Regions from separate parts of the Homo sapiens genome. Here regions 1 and 2 are each linked to region 3. A link is a contact called in ENCODE Hi-C data. All regions are on one chromosome and are shown on one strand. The core of a region is the stretch at or near the end of the contact, and the rest is flanking DNA. Distances in the headings are between cores, read along the strand shown. Region 1 holds the start of MED6 (mediator complex subunit 6). Region 2 holds the start of TMED10 (transmembrane p24 trafficking protein 10). Region 3 holds the start of RBM25 (RNA binding motif protein 25).

Region 1 (3,403 bases), core at 177-2,676, 2.5 Mb before region 3:
AAATTATATAAAGGTAAAATGTACTTTGTGTGCTATAAAATAAAGGAGGAGACAGATGAAGTGCGTTAATAACCAAATAATTAGTATAGACCATTTAGATAGTTCATCATAACTGGATCATGCAATAACCAAATACACAACAGGCCAGGAAATAACATTTTCAGAAATGGCCTCCTAACTGGTTTTCCTAATTCTACCCTTGCCCTCCTACACTGTTCCCAGCAGCCAATGTAGTCCTAAAAAAAAGTCAGATCACATCATTCCTCTGATGGAAACCCCTCCAATGGCTCTGCGTTTTACTCAGAGGAAAAGCCAAAGACCTTATCATAGCTTTCAACACCTTTCTGACTTCATCTCCTTCCCACATCCTCTCTCACTACCCTCCAGCCACACTGACCTCCTTGCTGTTCCTTTAACACACCAAACACACTCTTATTTTAGAGTCTTTGCCATGATCCTAACAATCTGAATTATAAGTAAAACATTTTATAAACTAAATATTTCTCTTTTTTATTCTGTAGCAAGGCAACATGTTGACATAGCCCAAGCATTCTAACAGCATTCTAACCATCAGCAAGTGATGAAATAAATAATGAAAGACACGTATGTAAAATCATGATCCAGAAGTGCTGCAGATCGCCAGATAAGTATAAATGAGAATATTTGTAATAAATGTGTTAGACCCCAATCCAGTTAATATTAAAAAAAGGCATCTCAAACATCTCCCTTTAAAAATCAAGTACTATATACACAAAAACAACTCTACATGCTCCCCAAGATCAAGCAGCAGTTAAGGGGTGACATCTCCATACATTTATTCACTGACTGATTCAATATTTGAGTACTTCTGCAGTTCAGCTGTGAAAAAAATACGACCCCTGCCCATAATAATTGCTGGACGTTCGATGTAAAGTATTATCGACTCAAAAAAAAAGAAAATATCTGGGATTCATGCTCAGGGACCCGTGTGGCGCGGTCTAAAGAATTAGGCAGCCACCATGCCAAGTCCCAAGAGATGAATCAAATCAAGTTGGCTTATTACCCCATTCCCTTCTCTGCCTAAACGCCATTCCTTCACTCCAATAGAATAGCCCTAATGTTGTTGCAGAGATACGTGTGTAGAACAAAACTCCAGCTCTGAAAGCTCAAAACCCAGAGCTTCTTCCAACCCCTTCTCTCCGACGCTTCCAAGAGACGCTCCAAGAACTCAGAAAAAAAAAAAAACTCGTCAACGTTTCGCTAGATCACAGCCTTGGGTTGTCCACAAAAACCACTCAAAAAAGCTTGAGACTTCACACAAAGGAACCTAAACCTTGAAACCGCGAGCTATAACATCCCAAACTGGTCCACAGACAATCAAGAGACAAAATATAGCAATACAGTATACCTCGGATATCCACCGCCGCCATAATTCCGAGAGCGTTTACAGGTTCTCTTTCCGGCGCAAAGTAAACGTAAGCCTAGGCCGCCGGAAGCAGCGGGTTGAAGAGAGTGCGCATGGGTGAGGAGGGACGTAGAGCGGAAGAGGGGGCGGGGCGGGCAGGAGAGAGGCAGGGGGTGGAGGTGCGGGTGGGAGGGGAGGAGACGCGAGGGGGCGGAAAGCGGGAGAGGCGCGGGAGGCGGGAAACGTGGGGTGGGGTGGGGTGGGGTGGGGTAGGGGAATGGGAGGGGACGGGACGCAGAAAGATTGGTGCAGGGGAGCAGGGAAAGACTAGAAGAGGGATGGGCCAAAGAAGGAGAACGGGAGGGCGGATTACTGGGAAAAAAATTAGAAGACTTAGAGGACAGAAAGACCGAGTGGAGTCCCGCCCCACGCCCACCACTGATGGAAGAATTCTGCCTTGATCGTCTGTGATCGTCAAGAAAACAAATTCTGATGCTGTAGAGTTGTGCTTGGGAGTGTCTCTTAATTTTAAAAGCTCCCCGGGTGTATCCACTGAGCTATCAGATTTAGGAACGATGGTCATTTATATTTTTCTCCCTGCCTCAGGTATTGGGATGGGACAGGACTTAAGAATTTGGGAGTCATTGGCTTTTATGTGACTAAATCCATTAAAAATCTAAACCAATTAAAGAAGCCTCTGAGAAAAATTTCACAACACAGGAAATGCTTCTGAAGTGAAATATTAATAAGATTAAGAGAAAGGGAATACCCCTGGGTCCCAGAGTAATGAGCAAATGTCTGCATTCCAAGTAGTCTGGAGTAGGTAGCAAGGCTCCAAAGAGGGAATGATTCTGTGTACGGGGAAGCTACAGAAAGCCTCAGATTCTCAAGCTTCAGTGTGGCTCTGTAAAAGCAAAACGATACAGAAATATGCAAACAACACACAGATACTAGGAAGAGGATGCCAAAATCTGAAGGAGGGATGAGGGCGGGTGCCTACATCTTCTCCAAAACTTAGGTACTGTGAAGACTCCCCAAGAATTTAACCACAACCCAGGAGCAAGAGGGGAAGACCAGAAATTTAATTGGGATTTTCAACCTCATAGACAAGGAATTAAAAATTTGTTAACTCCGTAGAATAAAAGTACGTTGCCTGTACATTTCAGTTTGGGAATTTTCTGCCTGAGATGGTATGTATAAAATAGGTGTCCCAACAGAAGTATGTGCATGCACAGAGTAAAGTTTTGAGAGAGAATTTTTCAGGAGGGCCTGGTTGGGAGCCTAGTGGGAGGACATTGCAAAAAGGAAGAGTATCGTGTCCAATAAAAAGTGTGATCCATAAAGCTTTTTGTTTTGTTTTTCTAGTTTTTTGTTTCCTTGTGTTTTGATTAGGCTAGAAGGAGATTAGGAAGAATAGTGACAGAATGCAGATCTGTAGATAATAAAACATATGGTATGCATGGTAAATAAGACCTGGAAGCTCAACCTTTATTTTGTAGGCAATGGGAGAAATGTGATCAAGCTTCCATTTTAGAAAGATAACTTGAGGAAGACAGGGCAAGGTGGCTCACGCCTGTAATCCCAGCACTTTGGGAGGCCAAGATGGGAGGATTGCTTGAGCCCAGGAGCTGGAGACCAGCCTGGTCAAGATAGCGAGATCCCATCTCTATTTCTTTTATATTAATTGTTTCAGTTAATAAAGAAATATAAATTAAAAAGTGTGGTAACAAAAACAAGAGAAGACAAGATAGGGAGGAAGCCACTTTGGGTAGGACAGTCAGGACAGGCCTCTCTGAGGAAGTGATACCTGAGATGAGACCTGGAAGATGAAAGCAAATCACTCATGTGAAGAGCTGGGGCACAAGCATATCAGACAGAGGGGACCATGGACCCTACAGTGGGAAAGGGGTTGGTCTGAGAACCACAGAAAGGCCAGTGTAAGCCGGGTTGTATGAGTGAAGGATGAATGATGGGAAAAGAGACTGGGAATGAAGGCAGGGGCCAGATGATAGAGAGCCT
Region 2 (3,352 bases), core at 848-3,347, 2.1 Mb after region 3:
TCCCACCCCGGAAACACTATATCTAAGCTTCTAAAATCATGCCATCACTATTTTCCTGGGTAGAGAGTTTGATACCCAAACAGAATAATAAAATGATGGGTCACAGATTAATTGCCCTGAAAATAGTTTGTCTCTCCCAAATAAAGTAGAAATAAATTACATGTATTACCACACTACTGGGTTCCACTACTTTAACATAAGTTATGGTCTTATTATATCTGAAACCCTTTTAAAAAGTAAAAACGAGGCCAGGCGCGGTGGCTTACGGCTGTAATCCCAGCACTTTGGGAGGCCGAGGCGGGCAGATCACGAGGTCAAGAGATCAAGACCATCCTGGCCAACATGGTGAACCGTCATCTCTACTAAAATACAAAAATTAGCTGGGTGTGGTGGCTGGCGCCTGTAGTCCTAGCTACTCGGAAGGCTGAGGCAGGAGAATTGCTTGAAACCGGGAGGCAGAGGCTGCAGTGAGCCGAGATCGCGCCACAGCACTCCAGCCTGGACGACAGAGCAAGACTCCGTCTCAAAAAAAAAAAAAAAAAAAAAAAAAGTAAAAATGTTTCTATTTAGTATAACAAAAGCCCCATTGTGTTACAAAGAAAAAAAAAGACACTTTGCTTATTGTGAATGAATAAAATTACCTAAAATGCAACCAAATACTGACAGATATCAAATTATATTAATGTCTCAAAGACCAGGCCAGGCTACTCTTAGCTACAAAACAGAATCAAACTGGTATTATGGCAGTAGTTGTCACCATCCAAGAGCATAGTTGGTATTTACATAAAAGAGCCAAGTCCAGATTCTGGCATACCAAAGAAAAAGGACTAGAGACTGAGACCATTTTGTAACCAATAATCGACTTTAATCAACTACAGAAATTACAAATTTAAAACAAGGAAGGAATAAGGTTGCAGCGCTTTTCCCTCAACATACTTAACTACCAAACTAAGTAAGAATCTATTCCATCGCAAGGACAGAAAACCAAACACCGCATGTTCTCACTCATAGGTGGGAATTGAACAATGAGAACACTTGGACACAGGGTGGGGAACATCACACACCGGGGCCTGTCGTGGGGTGGGGGGAGGTGGGAGGGATAGCATTAGGAGACATACCTAATGTAAATGACGAGTTAATGGGTGCAGCACACCAACACGGCACATGTATACATATGTAACAAACCTGAAAGTTGTGCGCATGTACCCTAGAACTTAAAGTATAATAATAATTTTGAAAAAAAAAAAAGAATCTATTCCATCTGTGACACTTACTAGTTTATCCTACCTCTGAGTCTCAGTTTCCTCATTTGTAAAATGGGGCTAACAGTACCTACCTACTTCATAGGGTAGTGCATGAACCAAATGGTAATATATGCAAAGTAGCACAGTAACTGACACAGCAGATGCTCAATAAATAACATTTTATTAATCACGGTTAGCTCTGTCTCCTTTACTTTCCTGCAGGTATCGCGGTATCTTATGATGCCAATCCGTATAAATATTCAACACCCCAACATTTATTTGGAGAACCAAATTACGGTTCAATGTATCTGAGACCAAAACTGGTATAGGACGTTGACAACCGCCCCAGCTCAGGTGTCACCACATCCGCCAAAGCCTCGCAGCCCTTCTTGGGGTTCCCAGGCGTTGGTGACCCGCCCCGCCCCGCGACAGGCAACCAGCGGGGTGAGGGGGCGGGCTCCACCGCACGTCCTTTGCGCTCCCGGGAGGCCAGAACAACTCCCAGGCCTCCGCCGGCCCGACTCCCCCGAACCCGAGCCTCCCCTCGCCTAAGCCTGCCGTCTTCCCTCCCGGCCCCACGTCGCCCAATGCCGCACCTTGAGGTGGCTGCGCAGGCCGCCAGCGCCCCCAGACTGGTCGGAGATCTCGTACGCGCCAGTCACTAGCAGGTCCTTGTGAATCTCCTCACGGAGGCACTTGCGAGAGTTAATGGGCAGATGGAAGGAGATGGCAAGGACCAATCTGGGGCCGAGCAGGAACAAAAGCAGCAACGCTAACGGAAAAGGGCCGCGCCGGGCTGGTGGGCCAGACAAACCAGACATGGTGCTGGAGACTCGTTCACCACCGAAGGCCTCAACCGCGCCGGAACCGGGGGGACCCACGTGACTCACCTCTGACCTTCTGATGCCGTCCGCGCCATTTTGGAGACTGGCATGTAGAGAAAGACTCTATAGCGAATCTTTTGAAAAGGGAAGAAAGGATAGGTACCATGTCAAAACCGCAAGTTTAAGCAGTTAAAGAAGCTTTAATAGAATACTATTGCAACAGTTTTATTTTTGTTGAAGTTAGTGACTACTGAGTCGGCCATGGCAAGTATGGGCAGCCCTGGAAGTAATTCTCCTTTAATTTCCGAAAGATGTACCCACGAGTTTAAAGGCGAGTGACACCATAGCAACCAAGCCCCAATAGGAAACAGCCACAAGGCCCTTCGCTGGGCCCGCCCACCGGCCGCCTAGGCGCGAGGGCGGGGAATGAGGCTGTGTCTCCGGGGATGGGGCGGTTTGCAGGCACTCCCAAGCGCCTTTGACACCTTGATGACACCTGGGGCACTGAGACACTAGAGAGGAAAATTTCGAGGAAAGATTTCAACTTGGCTATTAGACAGTGTGGACCTTAGAGAAGAAGTTTTAGGGGTCACCTGATGAATGTGTGCCGGGCAGACATCCGGTTCATGTCCCATAGCAGGGTATTTGGGCTGGAGTAATTGTCTGGCTAACTGAATGTACATGGTATTATTATTATTATTATTATTATTATTATTATTATTATTTTAGCAAACATTGAATGTGTTCTAAGCTATATTCAAAATAAATTTGAATTTGGTATTTAAATTGAATAAAACAACATGTTTTGGTCCAGTCTCAGATGAACATAATTAAGGGGTTAGCAGATAAGCGTTGTCAGGGAAAGTGCGTATGTGTGTGTTTTAAGTTCACAAACACTTTAGGGATCAAATTAACTATTAACATTTGCAAATAGACAAGCAAATTGACACGGTAATAATTCATGCATTCATTCAATGGAGTACCTACTGTGTGCCAGACATTATGCTATGCATGTATGTCAACACGTTTATTGATTTAACAAACTATTACTGGGATACTAGCAAATATTCAGAGCTGAAGAATATATTAAAATAAACGGCCAGGCGCGGTGGCTCACACCTGTAATCCCAGCACTTTGGGAGGCTGAGGCGGGTGGATCACGAGGTCAGGAGTTCAAGACCAGCCTGGCCAAGATGGTGAAACCCCGTCTCTACTAAAAATACAAAAAAATTAGCTGGGCTTGGTGGCGGGCGCCTGTAATCCCAGCCACTCAGGAGGCTGAGG
Region 3 (3,749 bases), core at 1,012-3,511:
AGCCACCGCACCCGGCCAAGATGGTTTCTTTTAAAAAATGTGGAGGGTTCATTACTAAAGGCAAGGGGAATGGATGCTGCATGAACATCAGCAACAAATTGTCTAAGGTAGGAAAGTTAGCAAATTGTTGCCTGAGGGCTCCCTTTATTACACAGTAAACACAAATTCATGTACAATGTTTCTAATAATAAAAAGGGACACAGATTAATCTGAGATTTCTGTTTATGCCTTTTGTTGTAAATAGGCACAAACTCTTGGGCGGCCATGGTGGCTCACAGCTTTGATCCCAGCACTTTGGGAGGTCCAGGTGGGCGGATTACCTGAGGTCAGGAGTTGGAGATCAACCTGGCCAACATGGTGAAACCCCATCTCTACTAAAAATACAAAAGTTAGCCAGGTATGGTGACCCACGCCTATAATCCCAGCTACTGGGGAGGCTGAGGCACAAGAATCGCTTGAACTGGGAGGCAGAGATTGCAGTGAGCCAAGATCACGTCACTGCACTCTAGCCTGGGAAACAGAGACACCTCCTCAAAAAACAAAAACAAAACAAAACAAAAAAAGAAACTCATTTTATTTACAAACAATAAATAGCATTATAGAGTAGCACTATAAAAACTATAAATTTGAATAGCACTTTACTGAACAAAGTACAAACATACATAAGTTAATTTCGTCTCCCAAGTAACTGGGACTACAAGCACTCGTCATCACGCACGGCCAAAGGTATTATTAACTTTAGTTAATGGTAAGGAAACCTAGCAAGCAGAAGTATAGAAGGATGTAAATTTTGCAGATGGTAGTAATTAGTGCTACTTTCTCATTTGTGCTCCCACTAAATTTTGTGTTCTATTGGTACTCATCATATGTTAATCATTTCTTTTCTTTTCTTTTCTTTTTTTTTGAGACAATGTCTCACTTTGTTGCCCAGGCTGGAGTGCAGTGGTGCCATCTCGGCTCACTGCAACCTCCGCCTCCAGGGTTCAAGCGATTCTCCTGCCTCAGCCTCCCGAGTAGCTGGGATTACAGGCGCCTGCCACCACGCCTAGTTTATTTTTGTATTTTCAGTAGAGACGGGGTTTTGCCATGTTGGCCAGGGTGGCCTCGAACTCCTAACCTCAGGTGATCCACCCGCCTCGGCCTCCCAAAGTGCTGGGGTTACAGGCGTGAGCCACCGCGCCCGGCCGGTAATCATTTCTGTCACTCAACAAATATTTATTGAGCGCTTGCTATGTACCAGGACCTGTTCTTGCACAAAACAGGCAATCCATGCATTGCTTACATTCACATTCTAGTGGGGGTAGTGACGGACCATAAAATCAGCAAGAAAAATGTATGTTATGATAGATGGTTATGAGTGCTTTAGAGTAAAATTAAGTAGGGGAGGCAGGCAGGAAGTGTGTAGTATGTTTCAATTTTATATTAGGCTGGTCATGGTTTGTCATCTATTTCACCTGGCTCACAGTTCTTGCAGGACAGGAACAAATCTCACTTCCATTTGCCTTCATACTTCCAGCACTTAACACAGCACCAGGAACTCAGGGAGGCAATAACTTTATACTGAATCCGTTTTATGCCTTCCTAGAGGCAAGCAGTTGAGAAAGGCGTGTAACTAGATATTGCCTATAAGGTCCACAATTGGAATAACGTAATCATTTATGATTAATTTTATTCATTTCCATTAACTTAAGCTAAGTTCTTTTAGCACGTTTAGATTACAGAACGAAAGCTGTGTTAACTAGTATTACAGGACTTTTCACGTTTTTCCAAACATCTTCTAGCCACCTCTTTGGCCCTACAACTACGCATAAGCTTTTGCTTTTCAAAAAACCTCCACAGCCTTTGCCAATTATTTGTTGATCTCGAGTAGTTGTTATAACAGCACTTGGGGTTTAACACTAAGGTTGCAGATCGCGCCCAGTTATCAGTTCCTCGAACCTCAAGGAATCACAAAGCAAGGTTCCACCCCCCGAAAAACTACGAAAAGTGAGAAAGCCTCTAACACTCCTCGCGCCGTGCCCAGCCGGAACCTTGACCTCAAGATGGCGTCCCGTAGTCGTAAGATTCAGTCGGCTCCAATCAAACATGGTGGGTCATAATTTACAGTTCGGGCCTTTCTAGTAACCGCTAGACGCTGCTTCTCTATGGTTATTCGTCTCGGCTTGGTGAGTCAGAGCCAACAGCGGAGACGATCTATATACGTTCTTCTCTATGGTTCCGCGCTCCCCGCCCCCGGCCGCAGTGCACGCCGGGCAAGAGGAAGACCTCCATCAGCTCGCCGCGCAGCGCGGCTGTATTTGCGGCCTGTGCGAGTAGGCGCTTGGGCACTCAGTCTCCCTGGCGAGCGACGGGCAGAAATCTCGAACCAGTGGAGCGCACTCGTAACCTGGATCCCAGAAGGTCGCGAAGGCAGTACCGTTTCCTCAGCGGCGGGTGAGTTTGTGTCTCTGAACGCGTGTGGAAACCGGGAGACCGGGTGCCTCAGCTGGTGGAGGAGGAAAAGCCGGGGTGGCTGCGAAAGCGCCAGGGTGGGGTAGAGGTAAGGGGGAGCGCGGAGGCGGGGGTGGGGGAGGGGTCGGCACGAGGCTTGGTTTCTTCTCTTCTCTAAGGCCTGGAAAAGCTGTGGGCCCAGCCGTAGCTGGTGGAGGCCAGACCTACGGCTTGAGCTTTCCGTCTTGCATTGTCGCCCACTTTCCCTTTCCCTTCCACGTTCCGCCGCGGAGTGAATCGTCTCTGCCCCCCCTGGGCTCCACGTTAGATACAAAACGATCGATCTGCCCCAGGGGAGCCCTTCCCTGAGCCCCCTTACTTACCGGAGCCCCACAGTAGGTTTTCGGGCCTGGGACACTCTCGCCCCAGCCGTTGCCTTGAAGTTAGCCTCTACCCACCCTTTTTAGCGAGGTGCTGGCCACCAACGGATATCTTTCCCTTCCTCTTTGGCCATCTAGAGCCCGCCACCAAGTGAACTGGGCCCCACCCCCTTGGAATTGAGCTAATACCTACCTTTTTAGCAGTCTCCTGGCTTGCTTAAGATAGTCATGAATTTTGCCATCCTGCCTCTTTTGCGCATTGGAGGGTGCAGTAAACTGTATATCGCCATTCATTCTAGGCGATTACTAAGCTCCACATTAAAATGTTACTTTCTCATTTTTCTTTGGTCGTCAATCCTGCTTTTAAATACGGTTTTCCGGAATAGACGTAGGACTATGAAGATTTTTCGGAGGTTATGTAATATGGATTTGTATTGCCATGGAAATGCCATTTTGATACTGGGCAGAGTGGAGCCAAGAGAAGGGAAGAGATTGGACCTCTGTTGCACCCTACTGCTGTATTAGTGTGAAGTACTCTGTGTATTAGGCCGTGGGCAGTAATGTATAAATAATTTTTGTATAGTCTTTGGAGCTTTTAATTTTTTTAAAGGCTATTTCCAAAAACATTCAGAGGACTTGAAAGGGATTAAGTTGGTCATAAGTTACTCATGATTCAAGTGAATCTTATAGTATTCTAATTCATTTAACTTAAAGCCTTGGTTTTTCTTTTTCTTTTTTCTTTTAAGCTTTGGTTTTTGTTCCTCTGTAAAATGAATTTATAGTAGTATCTATACGTTATTGGGGTTGGGGATTGAGAAAAACGTATGTAAAATCCTTCGTGCAGTATCCAGGTAACACACATAAGCATTTAAATCTATATTGACATAATTTGTTATTTAAGGATTTTCAATGAAATGTAAGAGTCCAACCCTGACTCTG

What was found. Hi-C counts contacts between places; a loop is a spot of excess contacts on that map. Pooled maps may share reads with other maps.
Region 1: a loop to region 3 is called in a pooled map, with 13 times the contacts of the local background. The contact joins the promoter of MED6 here to the promoter of RBM25 in region 3. A Hi-C loop is called at or near these places in 5 of 50 pooled maps.
Region 2: a loop to region 3 is called in a pooled map, with 16 times the contacts of the local background. The contact joins the promoter of TMED10 here to the promoter of RBM25 in region 3. A Hi-C loop is called at or near these places in 5 of 50 pooled maps.

Annotation. Positions count from the first base shown.
Region 1 is chr14:70,599,229-70,602,631 of GRCh38, forward strand. It overlaps MED6 (mediator complex subunit 6), which reads right to left and starts at 1,427. Exons shown (of 8, transcript NM_005466.4): 1 at 1,388-1,427. The coding sequence starts at 1,409. RefSeq lists an enhancer at 929-2,128.
Region 2 is chr14:75,174,515-75,177,866 of GRCh38, forward strand. It overlaps TMED10 (transmembrane p24 trafficking protein 10), which reads right to left and starts at 2,098. Exons shown (of 5, transcript NM_006827.6): 1 at 1,841-2,098. The coding sequence starts at 2,065. RefSeq lists enhancers at 1,922-2,494, 2,009-2,248.
Region 3 is chr14:73,056,273-73,060,021 of GRCh38, forward strand. It overlaps RBM25 (RNA binding motif protein 25), which reads left to right and starts at 2,262. Exons shown (of 19, transcript NM_021239.3): 1 at 2,262-2,433. RBM25-AS1 (RBM25 antisense RNA 1) reads right to left here and starts at 3,181. Exons shown (of 2, transcript NR_184256.1): 1 at 3,004-3,181; 2 at 558-2,485. RefSeq lists enhancers at 1,539-2,503, 1,575-2,774, 1,827-2,366.